Regions from separate parts of the Mus musculus genome. Here region 1 is linked to region 2. A link is a contact called in ENCODE POLR2A ChIA-PET data. All regions are on one chromosome and are shown on one strand. Each heading gives the region's core, a stretch centred on a gene start or an enhancer-like site at or near the end of the contact. The rest is flanking DNA. Distances are from core to core; before and after follow the strand shown.

Region 1 (6,170 bases), core at 1,912-4,411, 86 kb before region 2:
GAGACAGGGTCTGCAACCTTGCTCTCTGTGATTCTTTAACAAGTCTGAAGGTAGGGACTCTGCTGTCCTCATGTATAGCTGAGAAAACTAAGACTCCCCAAACAGAATTGGCTTTTGTGTAGAAAGGAAGTGAGGCCAGCGTGCTCTAAGGCTGTGTCTAGGCCTGAGTAAGGGTGGCAAATACAGCATCCGCCCAACCTTCTTCCTCGAGAGTGACCAAGACCCTCTTAAGACATGCAGGCCTGCTGCAGTACAGATGTGCCTCCCTCTTCAGCTATTCCCCCCTGTGGACTTAGGATAAGCAACAGTGACCACACCTTCTTCCCCTTCAGCAGAGGCCGTATAACAGGACTTTAAGCCATTACGATCTACATGGTGTTTGAAAAGATTTGGGTAATTGCTAACAGTATTAGTTCCCTAAGATTGCCATTAAAGAATACCAAAAAACCTGGCTGCCTTAGAGCATCAGAAATCTGTTGTCTCAATTCCGGAGGCTAAAAGTCCCAAATTTGGGAACGACCAAGCCACGCCCCCCAGAGATGCTAAGGCAGGACCTGTGCCTCTCGTAGCTTCTAGTAGCTCAGGTATCCTTTGGTTTGCAGATATAGGTCTCCAGTTTTGCTTACACCCTCACATGGCTGTCTGTGTTCATCATTTTCCCATGTATAATTTGTGTGTCCAATTTTTTTTCTTTTTTTGGTTTTTTTGAGACAGGGTTTCTCTGTATAGCTCTGGCTGTCAATCTTTTTTTTTAAATATGGATACGAGGGGCTAGATATATGGTTCAGTGGTTAAGAGCACTGGCTGCTCTTCCAGAGGTTCTGAGATCAATGCCCAGCAACTAACTACATGGAAACTTAAAACCATCTGTAATGGGATCTGATACCCTCTTCTGGCATGCGTGTGTACATGCAGAGAGAGAGAGGGGAGTGGGGAGAACTCCTAAATAAATTTTAAAACAATGGATACCAGTATTACTGGATTAAAGCCCACCTTAAAGACTGTATTTTAACTATTGATGGTCATGGCTGTAAAGTCCTATTGCCAAATAAGGCCTAAAAAATTAAGAGTTGGAGTTCGACTTTTAAATGTATTTTAGGGGGTGGGGGCATCATAACACTAGGTGGACATTACCTTTAAATACGGCACCATCTTCAGCTCCTTATGCCCTGTTCTTGCATCCTGAGGGCTTCACAATGCAGTGTTCCACACTGGCAATATGCCTTGTGGTTAAGATCATGATGGAGATACAAACACCTAGCTCTAGTCACGGACCTTCCACTCAGAGATTGAAAACATGTCAGGGCCCAAGAAATGTATCTTCACTTTCTTCCCTTTCCCCTTCAGGAGGTATTCAGAGAGGCAGGGTGACCCATGGGAGGATTCGGTTCCTCAAAGCAACACAGTGACTACAGATCACAAATGCCTTTGAGACGCCTGTGTCAAAAGCTGGAGTGGTAAAGAGATCAGCAGAGTGGAGGGTCGCAGAGGAGGCTGCACCGGAGTAAGAGAAGTAGTCAAAGAATGGTGGTGGTGTGTGTTTGAACATCCTGACTCACAACAGGACCACGACAGGCCTCATCTACAGGCTACAGAAACTTGGAAATTGCTGGCAAACTTTCCCGTATTACATCAAACAGCTCACTGAATTAGAATCCCAAGAATGAACATTTGGGAATCTCTACTTTTAACCAGTGCCCCAAGTAACTTGACAGTGCCGAGGAAAGTTTGGATAGCACTAGGCTCTATGTTCCTCTTTCACAACTGGAGAATAAACCTCCGGCCTCACAATCACTATGTACTGTACTGCTGAGCTGTACCCTCAGGCCATTTTAAATGATACAGAGTCTAAGTTACTCTACTGAGTGATCTTGCATTTTTTTTTTTTTCCGAGACAGGGTTTCGAGACAGGCTCTGTATAGCCCTGGCTGTCCTGGAACTCACTCTGTAGACTAGGCTGGCCTCAAACTCAGAAACCCACCTGCCTCTGCCTCCCAAGCGCTGGGATTAAAGGCATGTGCCACCACTGCCCGGTGATCTTGAACTCTTGAAGTCATGTGCAGTCAGGCAAGATTCTTTCTTCTCCCTCAACCTTCAGAACAGTTAAGGCAATAGGCATGCACTGTCAGACCTAGCTGATTTTTAAAGGCCAGTCCTACTGACAGCCTGTTCCCTCTTAAAAATTTAAAGGAAAAATCATGGTTTTGATCGTAGGAATGAGATTAAGAAATAGTTCATCACATACAAGTGTAATAAGCTTTTATTAAGTAATTAAGGGGACGCATCACAAATAGAAGCATGCAACCCAACTGAAATGAACCTGGGATTTTGGGAGCGGGAGGGGGCAGCGGTGGAAGCGCAAATCAGTTACAAAATCGGCCACTTCCTCACCCAAATGACAATAAGGTCCGGTCTGAAACGGAGGGAGCAAGTCTGACAGGGATGTCTGTTGTTCCTGGGTTTTGTAATGGTTTCCATGGCGCTTTAAGACCCGGCTATACTCAGGCTTGAGACTTCATAGCAGATGCCGCTAACCCCAACAAGATGGCTACGACCGTGAAACCCTGTGCAGCGATCCGGGTGCGCATCATGAGTTGGGATCGGTGGCTCTGGCCGCGGTGGAAGCAGTAAAGGCCATAGGTGAGGGCAGCCGCCGTCCCCAGACAGCCTGGGGAGAGGACAACACACGCGGGAGGCAACAGGTCGGGTCCTGCAGGTCCCTTAAGGATGTAGCCCGTCCCAGCTTTCCCAGAGCCACAACAGGAGGGCAGTTCTACAGTCTGCTTCATCTAGTCCCAAGCCCCGCAATGCATTCCGATTCGTTTCAGTCACCCCCCACCCCGCACCGTCATTTCGTCACACCTCTGGTCCGCTCCCCTTCCCAAACCCCAGGCTTACTTGATCCACCCCTATTTCCTTTCCCTACGAAACCGCTGTCCTCTCGGTCTTCCGTTCCTACAGCACACACTTACCTATAGGCACCATTGGGTTCTCACGGGTCTTGCGAATAAACTTTTCCTTAAAGCCCTCTGGGTTGGAGTAGACCGTGGGGCTGAAGCCCTCGATAACTGGGGGCTTGGACGGATCAAAAGGCGCCTCTGGACTCACAGGACCGGGAGCCGCCATACCCACCAGCACAGAAATAGGTAGGACACAAATCCGGACACCGGACCCCGCCTTCTGATGAGGTCACTACGGGGCGGGGAAATAGCTTGCTGAGTGTAGCACGCAGGCGCCATTGCCCGTTGCTTTCTGGGAGTTGTAGTAAGTGAATGTGGAGGCACTAACTACTAAAACTACATTTCCCAAGAATCCTTGCGCGCACGGGTGGACGGAGACTATTAACACGCGGCTCTGAGAGCGTGGTTCTTGAGTTTGAGCTGCTGTTTCAAGGGTTTGAGCTGCTGTTGGGGCAGTTAGCGAGATGCCCAAGGCTAAGGGAAAGACTCGGAGGCAGAAGTTCGGTTACAACGTCAACCGAAAGCGTCTGAACCGGAATGCTCGTCGGAAGGCAGCGCCACGGATTGAGTGGTGAGGGGCCAGTTTGGAGGCGGGGGCCTGGGCTGGGATCTAAGGTGAGGTGACAGAATCTCGATTTCTCTCTCTCTCTTTGATGTTAGTTCCCACATACGACATGCCTGGGACCACACCAAATCCGTGCGGCAGAACCTGGCGGAGATGGGGTTGGCCATGGACCCCAACAAGGCGGTTCCCCTCCGTAAGAAGAAGGTACTGATAACGCAAAGCACTTTCCCCATCTCCACACTAGCCGCTTCCTATTTTCCTTCCCACCTGACGTTCCTTCACTGAGCAGAGTTTCAGAATTTGTTCTCTCTCTCTCTCTCTCTCTCTCTCTCTCTCACACACACACACACACACTTACTTCCCATATTTGTGATAAAGTCATTTTGCTTGCACTAATTCTGGTCAAAGACCTTTAACGACCTCCTTTATTCACGCCCCCTCCTCTGCTTACCATTTCTTCTCAGGTCAGTGGAATTTTCTAGAATGTATCTTTTTCTGTCCCCCAGAGCTTGAGGGGTTTTTTTTGTTTTGTTGTTTTTTCGTTTTTCGAGACAGGGTTTTTCTGTATAGCCCTGGCTGTGCTGGAACTTACTTTGTAGACCAGGCTGGCCTCGAACTCAGAAATCTGCCTGCCTCTGCCTCCCAAGTGCTGGGATTAAAGGCGTGCACCAACACCCCCCGGCTTACCCCAAGAGTTTTTTTTTTTTTTTTTTTTTTTTTAGTAAAATTATAACTAAGCACTGGCAGGTAAGTCCTCCCCATGAAGAAGCTATCGGACATGGCTCCCTGTAACTTATAAAGCGCTCTTCATGCACATGGTTTTTGTGGTGCTACTACACAGCAGAGTAAGGAAAGCATAGATATAGGCAGAAAGATGAATTGCTTGTTAAAAATATTACTGTGGGTGTCATATGCAACTGTATGAACATATCATGTGTGGTGTGACATGTGAGTGTGAGCATTAACATACCATGTGTGGTGTGACATGTGAGTGTGAGCATGAGCATACTGTGTGTGGTATGACATGTGAGTGTGAGCATGAACATACCGTGTGTGGTGTGATCTGGTTCTAGTGACTTTGGGCAAGGATTTTCTGATACAAGACATAGTTGTGTTTCCATAGGGAATGTCCTTCCCTAACGTTGGTCAAACTCTGACCAAAGGTGCTTGTCTGTTGGTCTCAAACCTGTTCTTTACAGGTAAAGGCCATGGAGGTAGACACGGAGGAGCGACCCCGGGATCTTGTACGGAAGCCCTATGTGGTAAATGGTGAGTGTGGGCTGTGTTCTTCTACCGTCCTGTCCTCTCTCATGTAGAAAGGGCACTCTGACTCTTCACTCTACAGCCAGAGAGCCCAAGATTCAAAGAGAGAGAAACGAAGAAGTCCAGGGTTCACAAGTAGTACTGTGCCCTGGCTGAGTTGTTTTCCAGCTAATATTGATGAGATTTCAATGGATGAACTAAGGTAGTAGACGCTCATACAAGCTAGAACTGGGTGTCTGAAAGGACGAAGAAGAAGGTCTCAGGCTTGTGCCCAGTTTCTCATGACTCGAGAGCTTGGCCTGTCATTTAGTCTGTCCAGTGATACATTTACTCCCCATGTGTTCCTGCTGTAGAGAGAGGCACACACCCTGCAGGAAAGAGAATATTCTTTGTTTGTTTGTTTGTTTGTTTGTTTGTTTCAAGACAGGGTTTCTCTGTGTAGCCCTGGCTGTCCTGGAACTCACTCTGTAGACCAGGCTGTCCTCGAACAGAAATCCTCCTGCCTCTGTCTCCCAAGTGCTGGGATTAAAGGTTTGCGCCACCACACCGGGCTGAGAATATTCTTGAATCCTTGCCTAACCTTTTCCCTACCTGTTGTAGGTTTATTGTGTGTGTGTATTTTTTTTAATTAATTTATTTTTATTGTATGCATATGGAGTACACTGTAGCGTGTTCAGACACACCAGAAGGGGGCATCGGATCCCATTACAGAGGGTTGTGAGCCACCACCTGATTGCTGGGAATTGAACTCAGGCCCTCTGGAAGAGCAGTCAGTGCTCTTAACTGCTGAGCCATCTCTCTAGCCCCTTGTCATTTTTTATTTGTGTGTTGGAAATTGAACCCTGGGCCTCTTGAATGCTAAGTGTACACTCAGCCTTATAGCCATACCTCCATTCAGGTGATTTTATTTTTTCACATCTCCTGATTTGAATAGACAGATGCTTGACATGAAATTATTTTGAGTCTTCTATTTGGCTGGTTCACATTAGAATTTTCGACAGTTCAACGAGGGGACCTACACCCTTCTGGAAATATTCACAGCCACATATACTTAAGGTGGTAAGGTAATTGTGTTTGATTTTTTTTTGTTTGTTTTTGTTTTTTCTTCTAGATGTAGTCTATGTTGCCCTGGCTATCCTTGAACTCACAAAGAACAACCTACCTCCGTCTCTTAAATTCTGGTGTTAAAGGCACCTGTAAGAATTTTTCTAAGATTTAAATTGTAGCTGAAAGAATTACATAAAATTTACCTTCTTGGCCCTTTTATAATGTATAGTTCTGACCCGGCAGTGGTGGCACACGCCTTTAATCCAAACACTTGGGAGGCAGAGGCAGGTAGATCTCTGTGAGTTGGAGGACAGCCTGGTCTACAGAGCAAGTTC
Region 2 (6,777 bases), core at 3,331-5,830:
GAAGATAGTCTAGTCGGCCATCACTGGGAAGAGAGGCCCCTTGGTATTGCAAACTTTATATGCCCCAATACAGGGGAACGCCAGGGCCAAGAAGCGGGAGTGGGTGGGTAGGGGAGCAGGGCGGAGGGAGGGTATAGGGAACTTTCGGGATAGCATTTGAAATATATATAAAGAAAATATCTAATAAAAAAAGTGTTAGCTTTTAAGCATATATTTAGAATTTCTGAGCTCTTAATTTCTTTGTGAAAATATGTATTTCCACTTGAAGTCATTTCTTTTTAGCCTAAATATCCTGTAATGAAGGGGTACTAGTGAAAAGTTCCGTTTATTTTTTAAGATGTCTTTATTTTGCTTTTATTCTTGGAGGGTATAAGCATAGAGTTCTTAGCACTGGCAGATCTTTACGTCTCCCTTGCCTCCAAATCCAGGCCCCAAGTCTCATCCTCAGTTACATATAGTGTTTTATCAATTAAACACTGATTTTTACGTGTAACGTAATCTTTCTCTGTATAGATACAAAATGAGTTTTCATTGTTTATTCTTCCATATGTCTTATTTTTTTCCCCCACTTTTTGGATCTGTAAGTTAACTACCACCTCAGTCAAATCTGATAAATTTTATTAGCTGTTTTTTTTTTTTTAAGGTGTCTAATCTATTCCTGTTCTTCAGTATTCCATTTCCCATATTTTGGATTGCTTCACAGTACCCTACATCACTATGTAGTTACTGAGTTTTACTTAATCTCCTTGCACTGATTGTGAACTTAGTGATTTCTATTGATCTGTCTTGAACTTCTCTGTTTGCTCTGTCACTGTTTTCCAATTTTCTGATGAGCTCATTTAGTTTATTAAAAACATAACATAACAAAACAAAAAAAGGCCAAGGAAAAAAATTTTTGGAGCCAGGTGGTAGTGGTACACACCTTTAGTCCAAGCAATAAGGAGGCAGAGGCAGGAGGATTTCTGTGAGTTTCAGGCCAGCCTGGTCTACAAGGAGAGTTGAAGAACAGCCTGGATTGTTATACAGAGAAACCTTGACTCAAAAACAAAGAAAAAACATTTAGTTAATGGCAGATTTTTACCTCTCCTCTGAATCCAGTCCTCCAGTCTCATCCCCAGGTGAGGTAGCTACACCTGTTGTGCCCACTCCCACCCCCCACTTCCTGTGGATCACACAGATTCCCCCCTCCCACCACTCTTTGCTTTATCCAAGCCCCCAACTCCAGCAGGCATTCCCTGGAAACCTGCAGTCGCCTCCATCCAGGGAAGTGGCCCCCAACTCTGGCAGATATTAGAAGATATTAGAGGATGGAAAGATCTCCCATGCTCATGGAACAGCAGGATTAACAGCAAAAGTAATCTACAAGCCGGGCGTGGTGGCGCACGCCTTTAACCCCAGCACTCGGGAGGCAGAGGCAGGCGGATTTCTGAGTTTGAGGCCAGCCTGGTCTACAGAGTGAGTTCCAGGACAGCCAGAGCTACACAGAGAAACCCTGTCTCAAAAAACCAAAAAAAAAAAAAAAGTAATCTACAGATTCAATGCAATTCCCATCAAAATCTAAAACAATTCTTTTTTTTTTAGGTTTATTTATTTATTTTATGAATATGAGTACACTGTTGCTATCTTCAGACACACCAGAAGAGGGCATCCATTACAGATAGTTGTGAGCCACCATGTGGTTGCTGGGAATTGAACTCAGGACCTCTGGGAGAGCAGTCAGTGCTCTTAACTGCTGAGTCATCTCTCCAGCCCCTGACACAATTCTTGAAAGGCCAATCTCCTTTTTTTATATGGAGAAAACAGAAAAACCCAGGATAGCTAAAACAATTCCCAAACAGTAAAAGAACTGCGGGAGGTCTCACTATTTCCAATTTCAAGTTGTGCTAAAGAGCTATAGTACTAAAACCCACAAGACATTAGCACAAAAATACACAAGTTGATCAATGGAATGGAATCGAAGACCCAGACATAAGTCCACGCACCTAAGGACACCTGACTTTTGATAAAGAAGCTAGAATATATACTAGGAAAAAGACATCAATATATGTATGGTGCTGGTCAAATTGGCCGGCTACATGTAGAAAAATGCAAATAGATCCATTCCCATTTACAACCATGCACAAAAGTCAACTCCAAATGGATTGAAGATCTCAACAGAAAACCAGATATACTGAATTGAATAGAAGAGAAGTGCCTTGAATTTCTTGGCACAGGATGAGACTTCTTGAACAGAACACTTTTAGTGCTGGCAGGATTTCTGTGTATTCCTGGATGTCTTGGAACTCCTTCTGTACAACAGGCTGGCCTTGAATTTAAGAGATCCAGCTGCCTCTGCCTCCAAGCCCTGGAATAAAAGGTATATGCCACCACAGCCTGGCAGGAAAAGATTTTTAACAACTACATATTTGATAGAAGTCTACTATCCACAACATATAAAGAACAAAAAAAAAAAAAAAAAAAAAGCTATCAAGAAAACCCAATTAAAAACTGGGGTAGCACATATTCCTTTGTAAGGAACTTATTCTACAGACAGTCCCATCGCTGTCTTCACTAGCAAGAGCAAACAGGCTCAGCTGAATCATTTTTTTAAAAATGTCAGAACATGAAATTGATAAACTACCATGTGCCAGGATACTTACTATATACATGGAACAGCAATTTTTTTTATATCTCTACTTAAAATTACGTTTATAATTCAAGGAGGTGAAAAGTCACTTTTCCAAAGATGTTTGTGGACCTCAAGAACAAGGTTTCCTATCAGAGTGAAGTAAACAATTTAGTAACTATGAACGTTGTACAACCCAACGTATTATATGGATGAATCACACCACAATAAAGGTACTGTTAAAAGATAAACTAGCAGCCCAGCAGTGGTGACGCATGCTTTTGATCCCAATATCTGGGAGGCAGAGGCAGGCAGATTTCTGAGTTCAAGGCCAGCCTGGTCTACAGAATGAGTTCCAGGACAGCCGGAGCTACACAGAGAAACCCTGTCTTGAAAAAAAGAAGAAAGATAAACTAGCTATAAAGGTATATTTACAAGCTAGATAATACAAAAATGCAAAAATTATGTTCCTCTCTTAAAGAGAGAGAACACATATTGTCCCAGCTAGTTTTACATCAACTTGTAACAAGCTACAGTGATCTGAGGGAAAGGGACCTCAATCGAAAATGTATAGCCTAAGATCCAGCTGTAAACAAGTCTGTAGGGCATTTCCTCAACTAGTGATTGCAGTGGGAAGACCCAGCCTATTGTGGGTGGAGCCACCCCGGGCTAGTGGTCCTGGTTTCTGTGAGAAAGCAGGTTAAGCAAGCCAGAGGTGGCAAGCCGGTAAAGAAAGCATCGCTTCACCATACGGCCTCTGCACAACCTCTACTTCCAAATTCCTGCCCTGCTTGAATTCTTGTCCTGACTTCTTTAGTATGAACAGCGAAGTGTAAACTAAACCAATTTCTCTCCAAGTTGCTTTGGGTCATGGTGTTTCATCACAGCAACAGTAATCCTAAGACACCTACCTTTGGGTGTAGGAAGACTTCCCAAAGGCAACTTAGAATGAATGAGCACTCAAAATGTGATTTACACGCTTATAGAGTAGCTGACATTGATTTAGGACACATATTAGGAAGAACAGAGAAGGATCCCTTGATTTTTGAAGCCACAGCATGTAGATCATGGTAGGGGTCAGGTCACTAAATTTCTGTGGAGAGTTCTAGAAAGCCAGAGACCACAGATATTTTTATTCCATCACTTCAGGAGCAGGGACAAAGATAAAGAACCGAAGGAAAAACAAAGGTGGGAGTGCCCCGCCCCCTGGCTTTGTATGTGATTCGCATCTGCAAAGCAAAATTAACTGTCCTTCTCCACAACTCAAAAATCGGGGCCCTAGCTCAAGAACTAGGCCCTGCAGCGCAGCCGCCACCATGCCAAGGGCGGCGCTTCCCTCGCTCGCAGCCGGGGCTCCTGTTACCTCCTTGCACACATCTGTGCCCATCATAAGCCAAACAATTACGCGCTCCCGCGCGCCCGCCTCGAGGTCCGGGTGGCGGCTGCGGCCTGGCCAGGACCCCCCACTCCTCCCGCTGCCAAAGCTCTGGAGCCAGCTCGGGCCGGAGGCCACCGCCGGCCACCGCTTGGCAGCTCGCACTGGTGCTCAGTGTGTCGCCCATGTGCTCGGCCGGCTCCGCAGCACAACCCTGTAGGGCTCAGCGCTGGCCAGCCCGAGGCCTGCCTTGCCAGCGGCGCCACCGAGCTCCTCGAGGCCCGAGGCCGCCAAAGGCGGGAAGACACGGCGGCGGGGAGCCAGGGTCGCAACGCTGAGGCCCCGAGGGGGCGACGCTCGGCTCCCGTCGGGCGTGGCGAGCGGCAGTGGATTCACTCACCACGGTTCGGCGGGGCAGCGCGCCGGGGGTCCGAGACAGGGCCCGGCGCAGCCTCCGCGCCCTGCCCGAGCGGGTCCCGGCCGAGCTCTCGGAGCCACTGTCGTCGGAGATCACGATAAAGTCCTCCATGGCTACGGGCCCGGCGGAGCCACGCGCGAGCGGCGAGCGGCCCCGGCGACTCCGACTCCGGTTCCAGCTGCTGAAGCGACTGCAGCGAAGGCGTCGCAGACACCGGGGTTAGTACCCCGCCGGCCCCGCCCCCTCCATTGCCCCGCCCCCACCGCGCCCCGCCTCCAGAGGACCGGTCCCGCTCGGAGCCCCGCCTATCTCGGGGGCAGCCGCGCGCCCGGGTCAGGGCAGTGTCACAGAACCCTGGAGGAGCCAGGCTCCCTTTCCCTCAGAGAAGGAGAGAGAGGGAAGAGAGGGAAAGGGAGGGATAGAACCGAGGGGCTGGGCCGCATGGTCGGCGGGCTTGAAAAACGCTGAGGTTGAGAGGTTGTCCGCCGCCGCTCTCAACCGATCACAGTGGGCAGTGCTGGTGACGAGCCCCTGGCTGCAGGTGTGAGGACTGGAGTGAGCTGATGGAGCCTCTGATAGCGCATTTAATTGACCCGGTAGTGGAGCCTGCACCTGGCAGAAGGAGCAGTGACGCCTTCGGGTTAAAGAAGCCCTGAGGGGCTGAAAAGGGTAACCTGAACCTAGGGTTTTATTGACTGGGGCTTCTGGCTGAGATAAGGGAGAGATACCCACTCTTGTGTGTGCAGGTAAATCCGTGGGATAAATTCCCAGAAGCAGGTTTATTGGATCAAATCTATGTTTTTATTGTTATTTTGACAAATGGTACCAAATTGTCTTAAGTTGTGCCGATTTGCGGTTTCACCAACAATACGTGTCGCAGGAATTTAAACTGTCAGATGTAAGAGTTTGTTGAGTTTCTAGTTGACAGAAACCACTGAAAAGGCACATACAGAGAGCTATGAGGTCCCAGAGTGCCCGTATACTCCAATGCTGTGAGCAAGCAGAAAATATAGGGATAAAATTGTATCCCCATCAGAGGGAAATATGGGTAAGTAGTGAATTCTTTGGTTGTTTTGTTGAAGGGTAGGGACATTAAATCAAAATAGGGCCCATGGCTATTTTAAAAATGTGCAATACTGACAAAACCCTGCTGCTTATGCTCAAGTAACTTCAAAAAATAGAATAATAAAATGTCTTTAACAAAAAGGGGGGAGTTCCTAGAGGCAAAGCTGTTGTGTGCTGTCTAAGCAGCGTGTGATGCAGTGTTTTCTAATCTTTAGTGAACTTCTGAATCAGCCAGAGAGTGTATAATAAAGTTTGCAGGACTACACACCAGTGTTTCTGACTGAGAAACTGAGTTTTGGGAGTGAGCCCCAAATTGGTATTTCTCTCAGGTTTCTAGGTGATATTGACATTGCTTAGAGTCTGGTGAACACACTTGAAGGTTCACTGCTCTGAGTCAGGCATCACGGTGCTTGCCTTGAATCCTAGCTCTTGAAAGGCCAAGGTCAGCCAGGGTGAGAGAAAGGGAGAGGAAGGAGGAGGAAAAGGAGGAGGGGAGAGGGAAAGGGGAGGGAAGGGAAGGAGAGAGATCACTGGCCTGTTGGGCAAATAGCTTGACCACAGGTTTCAGATGTTTTGGTCCAGTGGGTGAATTGTTATAAAGGGATACAGTAAAGTAAGTTTCCTGTAGTGCTATCAAGCATCCATCTCAACACACACACACACAACACACACACACACACACACACACACACACACACACGGAATCTAATCTAGGACTCCATACAGGCTAAGCTATACCCCTGTCTCTTTGACTGTGGTTTTTCTAATCAGTTATCTCTAGCGTCTAACTGCCTCTTGTTCCTCCACTCAGCCCTTAAATCTTTATTTTTTTTTCTTAGTCCTTTGGTTTTTTTTTTAAGCTTTTATTAGATTTTTAAATATTATTTTATACAAATGAGTGTTTTACTTGCATGTATGTTTGTGCACCACACAGATGCCTGGTGCCTTCAGAGTTCAGAAGAGGGCATTGAATCTCCTGGATTTGAAGTTATAGGTGGATGTGAGCCACGTGGGCACTGGGCACTGAACCTAGGTCCTTTGGAAGAACAAGTTCTCTTAACCACTGAACCATTTCTTCAGCTCCCAGTCCTTATATCTCCATGCCCCTCAGCGTTTCGCCATGGGCCGTTCCACTCTTTACTTTCCCTTCATATAGTCTCAAGTACTCTGAGGCTTCTGTGACCATCTTTGATGTTCTCCCCACCCGACACGTTTATTTCCAGACCAGCCCTGTCCTGTCCAGTCCTTAAAGTTCCATTTACACATCTCCAAATGGATATTCATGTTTCTAGGCATCTATCTACAACTAAACTC

The links. ChIA-PET counts read pairs that join two places held with the same protein, here RNA polymerase II (POLR2A).
Region 1: POLR2A ChIA-PET joins it to region 2 with 12 read pairs in Patski. The contact joins the promoter of Higd2a here to the promoter of Simc1 in region 2. POLR2A ChIA-PET finds 5 or more read pairs at or near these places in 3 of 5 experiments (Patski and embryonic stem cell).

Annotation. Positions count from the first base shown.
Region 1 is chr13:54,587,222-54,593,391 of GRCm38, reverse strand. Higd2a (HIG1 domain family, member 2A) reads right to left here and starts at 3,161. Exons shown (of 2, transcript NM_025933.3): 1 at 2,973-3,161; 2 at 2,245-2,668. The coding sequence starts at 3,126. The coding sequence ends at 2,502. It overlaps Nop16 (NOP16 nucleolar protein), which reads left to right and starts at 3,318. Exons shown (of 5, transcript NM_178605.4): 1 at 3,318-3,531; 2 at 3,621-3,729; 3 at 4,725-4,794. The coding sequence starts at 3,425. It overlaps Cltb (clathrin, light polypeptide (Lcb)), which reads left to right. Exons shown (of 6, transcript NM_001347512.1): 6 at 1-1,006.
Region 2 is chr13:54,501,608-54,508,384 of GRCm38, reverse strand. It overlaps Simc1 (SUMO-interacting motifs containing 1), which reads right to left and starts at 4,580. Exons shown (of 10, transcript NM_176987.4): 1 at 4,381-4,580. The coding sequence starts at 4,509. LOC115486438 (a long non-coding RNA gene) reads left to right here and starts at 4,071. Exons shown (of 3, transcript NR_168901.1): 1 at 4,071-4,616.